2 separate regions of the Homo sapiens genome follow, and region 1 is linked to region 2. A link is an interaction called in ENCODE POLR2A ChIA-PET data of the cell type or tissue named here. Cell type or tissue: PC-9. All regions are shown on one strand.

The links. Peaks named below come from ENCODE experiments on the same cell type or tissue, not always from the same donor. Only the 100,000 strongest peaks of a DNase experiment are listed, where the experiment ranks them.
Region 1: POLR2A ChIA-PET joins it to region 2 with 5 read pairs; 4 of 35 experiments call an interaction of 5 or more read pairs at or near these places.

Annotation. Positions count from the first base shown.
Region 1 is chr16:70,308,167-70,313,166 of GRCh38, forward strand. It overlaps DDX19B (DEAD-box helicase 19B), which reads left to right. Exons shown (of 12, transcript NM_007242.7): 2 at 4,443-4,491. Among named protein-coding and RNA genes, the nearest start is that of DDX19B, 11 kb to the left of the region's middle. In PC-9, no CTCF peak of the experiment used is centred here; no DNase peak of the experiment used is centred here.
Region 2 is chr16:70,550,714-70,555,713 of GRCh38, forward strand. SF3B3 (splicing factor 3b subunit 3) reads left to right here. Exons shown (of 26, transcript NM_012426.5): 12 at 3,733-3,884; 13 at 4,338-4,493. Among named protein-coding and RNA genes, the nearest start is that of SNORD111, 15 kb to the left of the region's middle. In PC-9, no CTCF peak of the experiment used is centred here; DNase peaks (open chromatin) are centred at 2,718 and 3,108; H3K27ac peaks cover 4,808 bases.

The DNA of each region.
Region 1 (5,000 bases), 240 kb before region 2:
GGTCTCGAACTCCTGACCTCAGGTGATCCACCTGCCTCGGCCTCCCAAAGTGCTGGGATTACAGGCGTGAGCCACCACACCCGGTCTATTTATTTATTTATTTTTAAGACAGAGTCTCACTCTGTTGCCCAAGCTGGAGTGCAATGGTGTGATCTTGGCTCACTGCAACCTCCAACTCCCAGGTTCAAGTGATTCTCCTGCCTCAGCCTCCTGCGCCACCACACCTGGCTAATTTTTTTTATATTTTTTTAGTAGAGACAGGGTTTTACCATGTTGGTCAGGCTGGTCTCGAACTCCTGACCTCAGGTGATCAGCCTGCCTCAGCCTCCCAAAGCTCTGGGATTACAGGAATGAGCCACCATGCCCAGCCTATTTATTTATTTTTTAGGAGATGGGGTCTCACTATGTTACCCAGGCTTGTCTCGAACTCCATGAGTTCCAAGGATCCTCCCTCCTCGGCCTCCAAAAGTGCTGGGATTCAAGTCACAAGCCACCATGCCCTGTCAATATTTTTATTTTTAATCTTTATAGAGGTGGAGTCTCACTATGTTGCCCAGGCTTGTCTCAAACTCCTGGCCTCAAGGGAGCCTCCCATTTCAGCCTCCCAAAGTGCTGGGATTACAGGTGTGAGCCACTGTGCCCAGCTGTTTTTTTTTTTTTAAAGTTCTAGGGTGCATGTGCAGGATGTGCATGTTTGTTACATAGGTAAACATGTACCATGGTGGTTTGCTGCACCTATCAACCCATCACCTAAGTATTAAGCCCCACATGTATTAGCTCTTTTTCCTAATGCTGTCCCCCACTGCCCTCCCCCATTAGTGTATTCTTTATCCTTCAGAATTAGTGAAGGATTTTTACTGCTTTATAATGATTTCTTTTTTTTTTTGTTTGTTTTTCAGTCGGCTTTCTCCAGTTGAATGGTTTCCTTTTTGTTAAGTTGCTTTTTTCTAATCTCTTTAATGTGTTCCCTTTCTTTTTCCTCTTTCCCAACACCAAAGCAGAAAGGGACCAGAAACTTCTTGTCCATTTCCATGAATAGAAATGGGAGGCTGGGCGCGGTGGCTTATGCCTGTAATCCCAGCACTTCGGGAGGCCGAGGCGGGCAGATCACGAGGTCAGGAGATCGAGACCATCCTGGCTAACACGGTGAAACCCCGTCTCTACTAAAAATATAAAAAGTTAGTCGGGCATGGTGGCAGGCGCCTGTAGTCCCAGCTACTCCGGAGGCTGAGGCAGGAGAATGGCGTGAACCTGGGAGGCAGAGCTTGCAGTGAGCCAAGATCACGCCACTGCACTTCAGCCTGGGCGACAGAGCGAGACTCCATCTCAAAAAACAAAACAAACAAACAAACAAAAAGAAATGGGGCTCCTGGCTGGGTGCAGTGGCTTACGCCTGTAATCCCAGCACTTTGGGAGGCCGAGGCGGGTGGATCACGAGGTCGAGAGTTCGAGACCAGCCTGACCAACATAGTGAAACCCCGTCTCTACTAAAAATTCAAAAATTAGCTGTGCGTAGTTGCACACGCCTGTAATCCCAGCTACTTGGGAGGCTGGGGTAGGAGAATTGCTTGAACCCAGGAGGCGGAGGTTGCAGTGAGCCAAGATCGTACCACTGCATTCTAGCCTGGGCGACAGGGCAAGACTCCGTCTCAAAAAAAAAAAAAAAAAAAAAGAGAAATAGAAATGGGGCTCCTCCATTCTCAACAAACCACCAATTAAAACATTTTTTTGTTCTCTCCTCTCTACCCTCCTTCCCCTTTCGCCTGTTCTTGGACTTAGAGGGACAACAGAAATGCGGCCTAATGCGTAGTTCACACTTATAATTCTAGCACTTTGGGAGGCTGAGGCAGGAGGATCGCTTGAGCCCAGGAGCTCAAGACCAGCCTGAGCAACACAGTAAGATCCCAACTCTACAATAAAAGATTAGCTGGGCAGGCTGGGCGCAGTGGCTCATGCCTGTAATCCCAGCACTTTAGGAGGCCAAGGTGGGCGGATCATGAGGTCAAGAGATTGAGACCATCCTGGCCAATGTGGTGAAACCCTGTCTCTATTAAAAATACAAAAATTAGCTGGGCATGGTGGTGCATGCCTGTAGTCTCAGCTACTTGGGAGGCTGAAGCAGGAGAATCGTTTGAACCCAGGAGGCGGAGGTTGCAGTGATCTGAGATAACACCACTGCACTCCATCCTGGCAACAGAGCAAGACTCCGCCTCAAAAAAAAAAAATTAGCTGGACATGGTGGTGAGTGCCTGTAGTCTCAGCTACTTGGGAGGCTAAGGCAGGAGGATTGCCTGAGCCTTAGGAGGTTGAGGCTTCAATGAGCCATGATCATGCCACTGCACCACTCCAGCCTGGCCAACAGAGTGAGACCTCGTCTGCAGAAAAAAAAGAAAGAACCATTAGGTTGTGATTTTCATTTTCTTTTTACTAGATGATGTCTTAGGCCCTGCTTGATATTTTATGATTAGGGTTGGCTTTAGCTTGAAAGGTTACTTACTCACGCCAGACTTTCCATCTATCTAATCCCTGTGCTGGGGTCCAAGACTTACAGATGCTTTCTGACCTTTAAAAAAGTCTTTTTTGGCCAGGTGCGGTGGCTCATGCCTGTAATCCCAGCACTTTGGGAGGCCGAGGCAGGGAGATCACGAGGTCAGGAGATTGAGAACATCCTGGCTAACATGATGAAACCCTGCCTCTACTAAAAATACAAAAAAATTAGCTGGGGGTGGTAGCGGACGCCTGTAGTCCCAGCTACTCCGGAGGCTGAGGCAGGAGAATGGCATGAACCCGGGAGGCGGAGCTTACAGTGAGCTGAGATCAGGCCACTGCACTCCAGCCTGGGCAACAGAGCGAGACTCTGTCTCAAAAAAAAAAAAAAGGCTTTTTTGTTTTGTTTTGTTTTTAATAAAAATGTACGACTAGAAAGGCCGGGCGTGGCAGCTCATATCTGTAATCCCAGCACTTTGGGAGGCTGAGGCAGGCGGATCACGAGGTCAGGAGATCAAGACCATCCTGGCTAACACCGTGAAACCCCATCTCTTAAAAAAAAAGAAAATACAAAAAATTAGCCGGGCGTGGTGGCGGGCGCCTGTAGTCTCAGCTGCTCGGGAGGCTGAGGCAGTAGAATGGCGTGAACCCGGAAGGCAGAGCTTGCAGTGAGCTGAGATCGCGCCCCTACACTCCAGTCCAGGTGACAGAGCAAGACTCTGTCTCAAAAAACAAACAAACAAAAAATTTACGACTAGAGCACTTACTTTGCTCTGTACTACATCCAAAGGCCAAAAATAGAAATATGCTACTCTGGGCACATTTCCTGTGGGGTAGCCCTGCTCCTCAAGGAGCAGTAGAAAACGAAATAGGCCCTGTCAGGAAGGTATTTGCATTCTAATAGAGGAGATAAGACCTGCTAGGATATCCCTAATATACAGTATTTGATCAAAGTCTTAGTAATTATTCTTTGAAATGTCTCTTTCCTTTCTATTTCCACTTCAGCCCAGTGGGTATTTTAATTACACAGTGTGCCACAATGCTTCAGGCTGTTCCCAACTACAGTATCAGACACCAGCAAAAGGTGACTTGAATGTGAGGCTGCACATCAGCATACTGTGGTCTTACGGCTCTAACGTATCCTGCAGTATGACTGATTCCTACCCACAGATGCTTTTCTTTTCTTTTCTTTTCTTTTTTTTTTTGTGAGACGGAGTTTCACTCTGTTGCCAGGCTGGGGTGTAGTGGCGTGATCTTGGCTCACTGCAACCTCCGCCTCCTGGGTTCAAGCGATTCTCCTGCCTCAGCCTCCCAAGTAGCTGGCACTACAGGCATGCACCGCCACGCCCAGCTAATTTTTGTATTTTTGGTAGAGACGGGGTTTCACCATGTTGGCCAGGATGGTCTCGATCTCTTGACCTCGTGATCTGCCTGCCTGAGCCTCCCAAAGTGTTGGGATTACAGGCGCGAGCCACCGCACCTGGCTTTACAGATGCTTTTCATCACAGTCCTCCCTTCCCAGTGTTCTCCAAAGTATGACTGCATTTTTCAAAATCTCTTTAAATTTCCTCTTGTTTGAAATATGATTTGGAATGCAGCGATTCCCCCCCACACACAAAAGAAATATGAGAGAATGACAACTCTAATGATATTCTACAAAGAGAGAAAGTTTATAATCAGGGCATTAAGCAAACTCACAAATTACAATTCTCTCACAGAATTTTAAGTAGAAGGTACAGATTTGGAGCATTTTTTTCCACCGATGTATTTACGGGAAATTTTGTTTATTCTCATCAGACATTTAGTAAACGGAACAACCCAATGAATTGGTCCTAATGAATATACCTTGAGAATGGCTATTTTATCCCCAGCTTCATTAGGGAGGCTCTGTTGATTCCAAATCTTTTTAAGTGCTTTTCCTGACACTTTCCCCCTCCCCCATATTCTCCATTTAGTTGAGCAACTTGCATCTTAAGGAAGAGAAAATCAAACCAGATACCAATGGTAAGTAACTAATAGCTAGTTTGAAAACAAATGTGATTTCCTTCAGTATTTTTGTTTTGGCATAACAACTGTCTGGAAAAAAATTTGTATTTGTACCAGGCAGGGCATTGGCAGATACTGGTACCATTTGATTTGTAAATCAACAAACTGGATTGTATGACCAAAGTGTTTTTATTTATTTTTTTGTTTCTGTTTACTTTTTAAGAGACAGGGTCTTGCTCTGTTGCCCAGGCTGGAGTGCAGTGGTTCAATCATGGTTCACTGGAGCCTCAACCTCCCAGACTCAAGTGATCCTCCACCTCAGCCTCCTGAGTAGCTGGGACTACAGGCACAACCCACTACGCCCAACTAATTTTTATTTTTTATTTTTTATTTTTTTGAGACAGAGTCTCGCTCTGTTGCCCAGGCTGGAGTGCAGTGGCTCGATCTCGGCTCACTGTAAGCTCCACCTCCCGGCTTCACACCATTCTCCTGCCTCAGCCTCCCGGGTAGCTGGGACTACAGGCACC
Region 2 (5,000 bases):
TATAGTTTATCCAAGGAGAGGGACCTGCACAAAATATTGAGGCTGCCCTGATGGTGTCTTTCAGAGGGTAACTTTGCAGTTGGATGTCACTGGGCATAATAGTGCTGCACACCATCTGCCTGTGCATCAGATGGTCTGAGGCAGGAGTCTGCCTCTCTACTTCCTCCCACAGAATTTGTCATATATGGTTAATTTGCCTTTTACTAAGCTAAAAGAGTCTCTAGCTAGAGAACTTTAGCTTCATACTCTCATAGAGTTGTACATTCCAGGTGTACTGACTGAAAGATCAGGACCGAGAGAAAGCTTTTGAGTATATTCAGGACTTGCTGAAGCAAGATAAGTATCAGATACCCTTGTCTATGAAGTGAGAGGGAGTTACTTGAGCTTCAGGTATCTGGATGGTCGCTCACTTTACCTTTTGGAGTGAGCTGCTGGTTGAGCCTTAAATCCTAAGGCAAGGCAAGTAGAAGAAAAAAGCATTCCCTCCTCTGGGGTCCTTAGCAGTGTTCAGACAGATGGGAGCCCTGTTGAACTGTGACCTAAAGATACAGTCTCATACCCTTATGGATTCTTCATTGAGGTATGAACTATTGTTTTTTAACATGAGACTTGAATTCCTTAGAATGCAGTGTGGATGGTACAGTTCCTAGTCATTTACCTTGACTAAAGCTTGGCTTTGTTCTGAACTCCAGCGTTTTTTTTAAAATAGTGTTTTGGGCTGGGCGCGGTGGCTCACGCCAACACTTTGGGAGGCTGAGGTGGATGGATCACCTGAGGTTGGGAATTTGAGACCAGCCTGACCAATATGGAGAAACCCTGTCTCTACTAAAAATGTAAAATTAGCTGGGTGTGGTGGCACATGCCTGTAATCCTAGCTACTAGAGAGGCTGAGGCAGGAGAATCGCTTGAACCTGGGAGGCGGAGGTTGCAGTGAGCTGAGATTGCGCCATTGTACTCCAGCCTGGGCAACCAGAGCGAAACTCTCTCCAAAAAAAAACTAATAAATTTTTTATAGAATTGGGGTCTTGTTATGTTGCCCAGGCTGGTCTTGAGCTCCTGAACTCAAATGATCCTCCCTCCCCAGCCTCCCAAAGTGCTTGAACCACCGTGCCCAGCTTGGACTCCAACTTTTAATCTGCAGTCACTCTAGTACATAAGAATTAACCTGCTGCAAGTCCTCTTCACTGTAGAAGGAAGGGGTAGAAGTTACAATGTGCTTGGTATTCACAGGGCAGTGTTTATTTTGAGGAAGTCTGTGATGTAAAGCAGCTTTGAGATGTCGTTGGCTCTCCCACTTGTTGAATTGTCTAGCAAAAGTATGACCCTATTTAAGTTCACTGAGCATTTATTCTCTTATGTTTGAGTAGTCTGAAGTCTTGGTCGAAGGAAAGGCACCCCTCCTCCCTTCTTTGCCCCATTCTCTCCCATGAAAGTCAAAAGTTGTGTGGTCTGTCTTTTGGAAGGTCACCTTTTCCCCTTGGTGAAGATCTGAGACCAGAAATCCTGGCCAGTTACAGCCTTTTGTTGTTTGGCTTTAATTTGCTTTGACACAGCTTTTAGGGTTATTAGGTTTCAGTAATGAGAACATGGGAAATGATACTGTATTCATATAATATTAAAATTAAACAACTGTTATTTTTACACAACAAAAATTTCCAGTACAAAAACTGAGAACTGGAGTAAAGGTTCCAAACTTGGTGTTATGTAGAGATGGATTTTGGTTTTGTTGAAAGCTACTGAGACATCCATTTCAGAGATAACCATGTCCTTACTTGTTTTATGATAGTGAGTAGTGCTTAGTCTTACAAAGCCATCTTATAAGACGTTCCCAAAGCATTTGATATATGTTGACAGTTCTAGCAAAATAACCAAAAACCAAGTATCTAGCTTCTTGTCCTGTATTATTCCTTATGATTTGGAAATTGAACCTTTACTCTGTGGATTCCTGGTCTAACCATTAGAGCATGCCCATTGGGAAAGATCTTTAATCCTTGTTTTTCAGCCACCACAGTAGGTACATATATATGCAATATTAACTGAAACAAAAGTTTCACAAAACAGTAATTATCCTACTATATATGAAGCAACTTCATAAATTACATTTATTTCTGTTATGAAGTGCCTATTGTGCAACACATTAAATTGATTTTACGTCCTGCTAATAGGGCAGAACACTACTGTAGGCCATGCCAATGATACATCTTTTTTGTTTGTTTTGAGACAGTCTCATTCTGTCACCCAGATTGGAGTGCAGTGGGGCGATCTCGGCTCACTGCGGCCTCCGCCTCCCGGGTTCAGGCAATTCTGCTCAGCCTCCCGAGTAGTTGGAATTACAGGCGCCCACCACCACACCCAGCTAATTTTTGTATTTTATTTTATTTATTTTTTAGTAGAGATGGGGTTTCACCCTGTTGGTCAGGCTGGTTTCTAACTCCTGATCTCAGGTGATCTACCCACCTTGGCCTCCCAAAGTGCTGGGATTACAGGCATGAGCCATCATGCCTGGTCGAATGATACATCTTCATTTGACCCCTGCTTCTGTAAAGAATGCTGATTCTGCAGAACTGATCTAGTAACCTTAATCTAGCTGAACCTCATTTGAAGTCATCAGAACCAAAAGTATGCCCTTCATGTGGGTGGGTGGGTGGACCAGCCCTGTGGCATTGAGCTCTTGACAAGTGCTTAGGCAGACGGGTCCTATAGCTGCTACTGCTAGGAGTGAGTCAGCCACTACATTGTGTGGTGCCTTGTCTTGTTCTGTCCTTTTTTTTTAACCTGATTTCTGGTTAAGGGGGTGTTAAAACAAAAATTCAAATGTAAACTAGGAAAATCTCAACTCTTTTAAAAAATTAGCATGCCTTTAGTCAACATTTATCAAGCTTTACGCCAAACGTACTGGATGGGGACACTTGCAGAAGCTGTTGTATGTTGTAGGGTGAGATACATGGAAAATAGATGGCCTTTATGGGATCTGTAGAAGAAACTGAGGGTTTCTGGTATACCTCAAGTCCTCTGACTTCCTTGAGAAACTCATTAGTGTTTATTCAACTACATTTAATTAGAAAAAGCAAATTCTAATAGGATTGCTCATGACCACAGGATTGTTCTGTTTCTAAATAGTGAAAAACCAGAGAGGTCACAGAATAACAATATAAACAACCCCCACCCTCCATTTCCTGGTTATCTAGTTTTCTTACATCATTCCCATTGGGACTAGGATTCTCAGCTTCCAACCCTAGAATGAGTTAGTCTCACAGAGGCTTAAGTAATCTCTATTTTATTCATTAGAGCTTGTGTTCATTTCTACATAAGCTGCTTTTGGAAGAAGTTAGGGGTCTTTCCTAGTTAGAAGGAGTATCTCTTCTTAGGAAGGGGTTGTGTGATTGACAACTGGCACAAATAAATGAAGCTCTAGCTCAGTATGTTCATGTATCAATATTGTAGTATTTAAAATGTCCTCATGTCTCCGATTCTCTTGCTTTGTCCTCTCACTTCTTTAGCAGATGTCTCAAGAAAATATTGAGGAAGCAGAGTATATCTGTAGGCTCTTCTGACCCCTAGTTTTCTTCTGGATCATTTTGCTCTGTGTGCATGTGTATGTGTGTATGTGTGTAATAACTACACATAGAAGAACTGCCTTGGAAGGTTTCTGAAGAGAACTCTTAGTGTTTCATTTGGCTTTGTAATTCTAATGAGTTCTTATCTAACCAACTCCCTTCTTTTCTTTTTCAGATGAGTTTGATGCCTACATCATTGTGTCTTTCGTGAATGCCACCCTAGTGTTGTCCATTGGAGAAACTGTAGAAGAAGTGACTGACTCTGGGTTCCTGGGGACCACCCCGACCTTGTCCTGCTCCTTATTAGGAGATGATGCCTTGGTGCAGGTGAGGGTTCTCAGAGCTTACCTACTTGGCCTGCTTTGTTCTTTCTTGGCCTTCATTGTGATGCAGGCTGCTGTGTTCATGTCTCTTCACCCTCACCTTCCAGCAAGCCTTAGGGGTAGGGAACATATGATTTGGGCACATAATATCCCTCTCTGTATTTGCCATTTTTCTGTTACAGAGCCACATCACTGCAGCTTTCATCTCTAATAAAGATCTTTATAAGTGTTTTGTTAATAAGCTTTGAACTTCTTTGAAGTGGACACTGCAAAACATGAACTATTTAAAAGTTGACCTTGCCTGAGGCCTACTAACTCTTTTGTCTTTGATTCAACTGGTGCCTCAAATGCAGTGGCCCCAGGTCTGATTTTAGTGACAGATCTGATAGATGTGAGGGTCATTCTGAGTGATGAATCAAATTGTTAAAGTCAGGTTTCTTTCTGTTACTGACTCTAGGTCTATCCAGATGGCATTCGGCACATACGAGCAGACAAGAGAGTCAATGAGTGGAAGACCCCTGGAAAGAAAACAATTGTGAAGTGTGCAGTGAACCAGCGACAAGTGGTGATTGCCCTGACAGGAGGAGAGCTGGTCTATTTCGAGATGGATCCTGTATGTTATTTTATCATTCACTGTGGGACTTATTGTAGGGACCAGAGGGAAAGATGGGCATTGTAGTCTAGTCATTTAGATGATAGTATGGTGAAATCCTGTCTCTACTAAAAATACAAAAATTAGCTGGGCGTGTTGGCATGCACCTTGTAGTCCTAGCTACTCAGGAGGCTGAGGCAGGAGAATTGCTTGAACCCGGGAGGCAGAGGTTGCGGTGAGCTGAGATTGCACCACTGCACTCCAGCCTGGCGACAGAGCAAGACTCCGTCTCAAAAAAAAAAAAAAAAAAAAAAAGCGAGCTGGAGTGACAGTGTTCACAAACCAGTTTGGTCCCTTACAGAGATGGGGAAAAGGGGTAATTTGATGTCTAATTCTAGGTAGAGTTATGAAATCCCCTCTTAGCAGTGAAACACTTGCTCCTCCTGCATTTCACTCTCTACTTTTCCAACAAATATTTGGCATAGATTTAATTTCTGCAGTCTGAATCCATTTCAGAAAACTTCTATA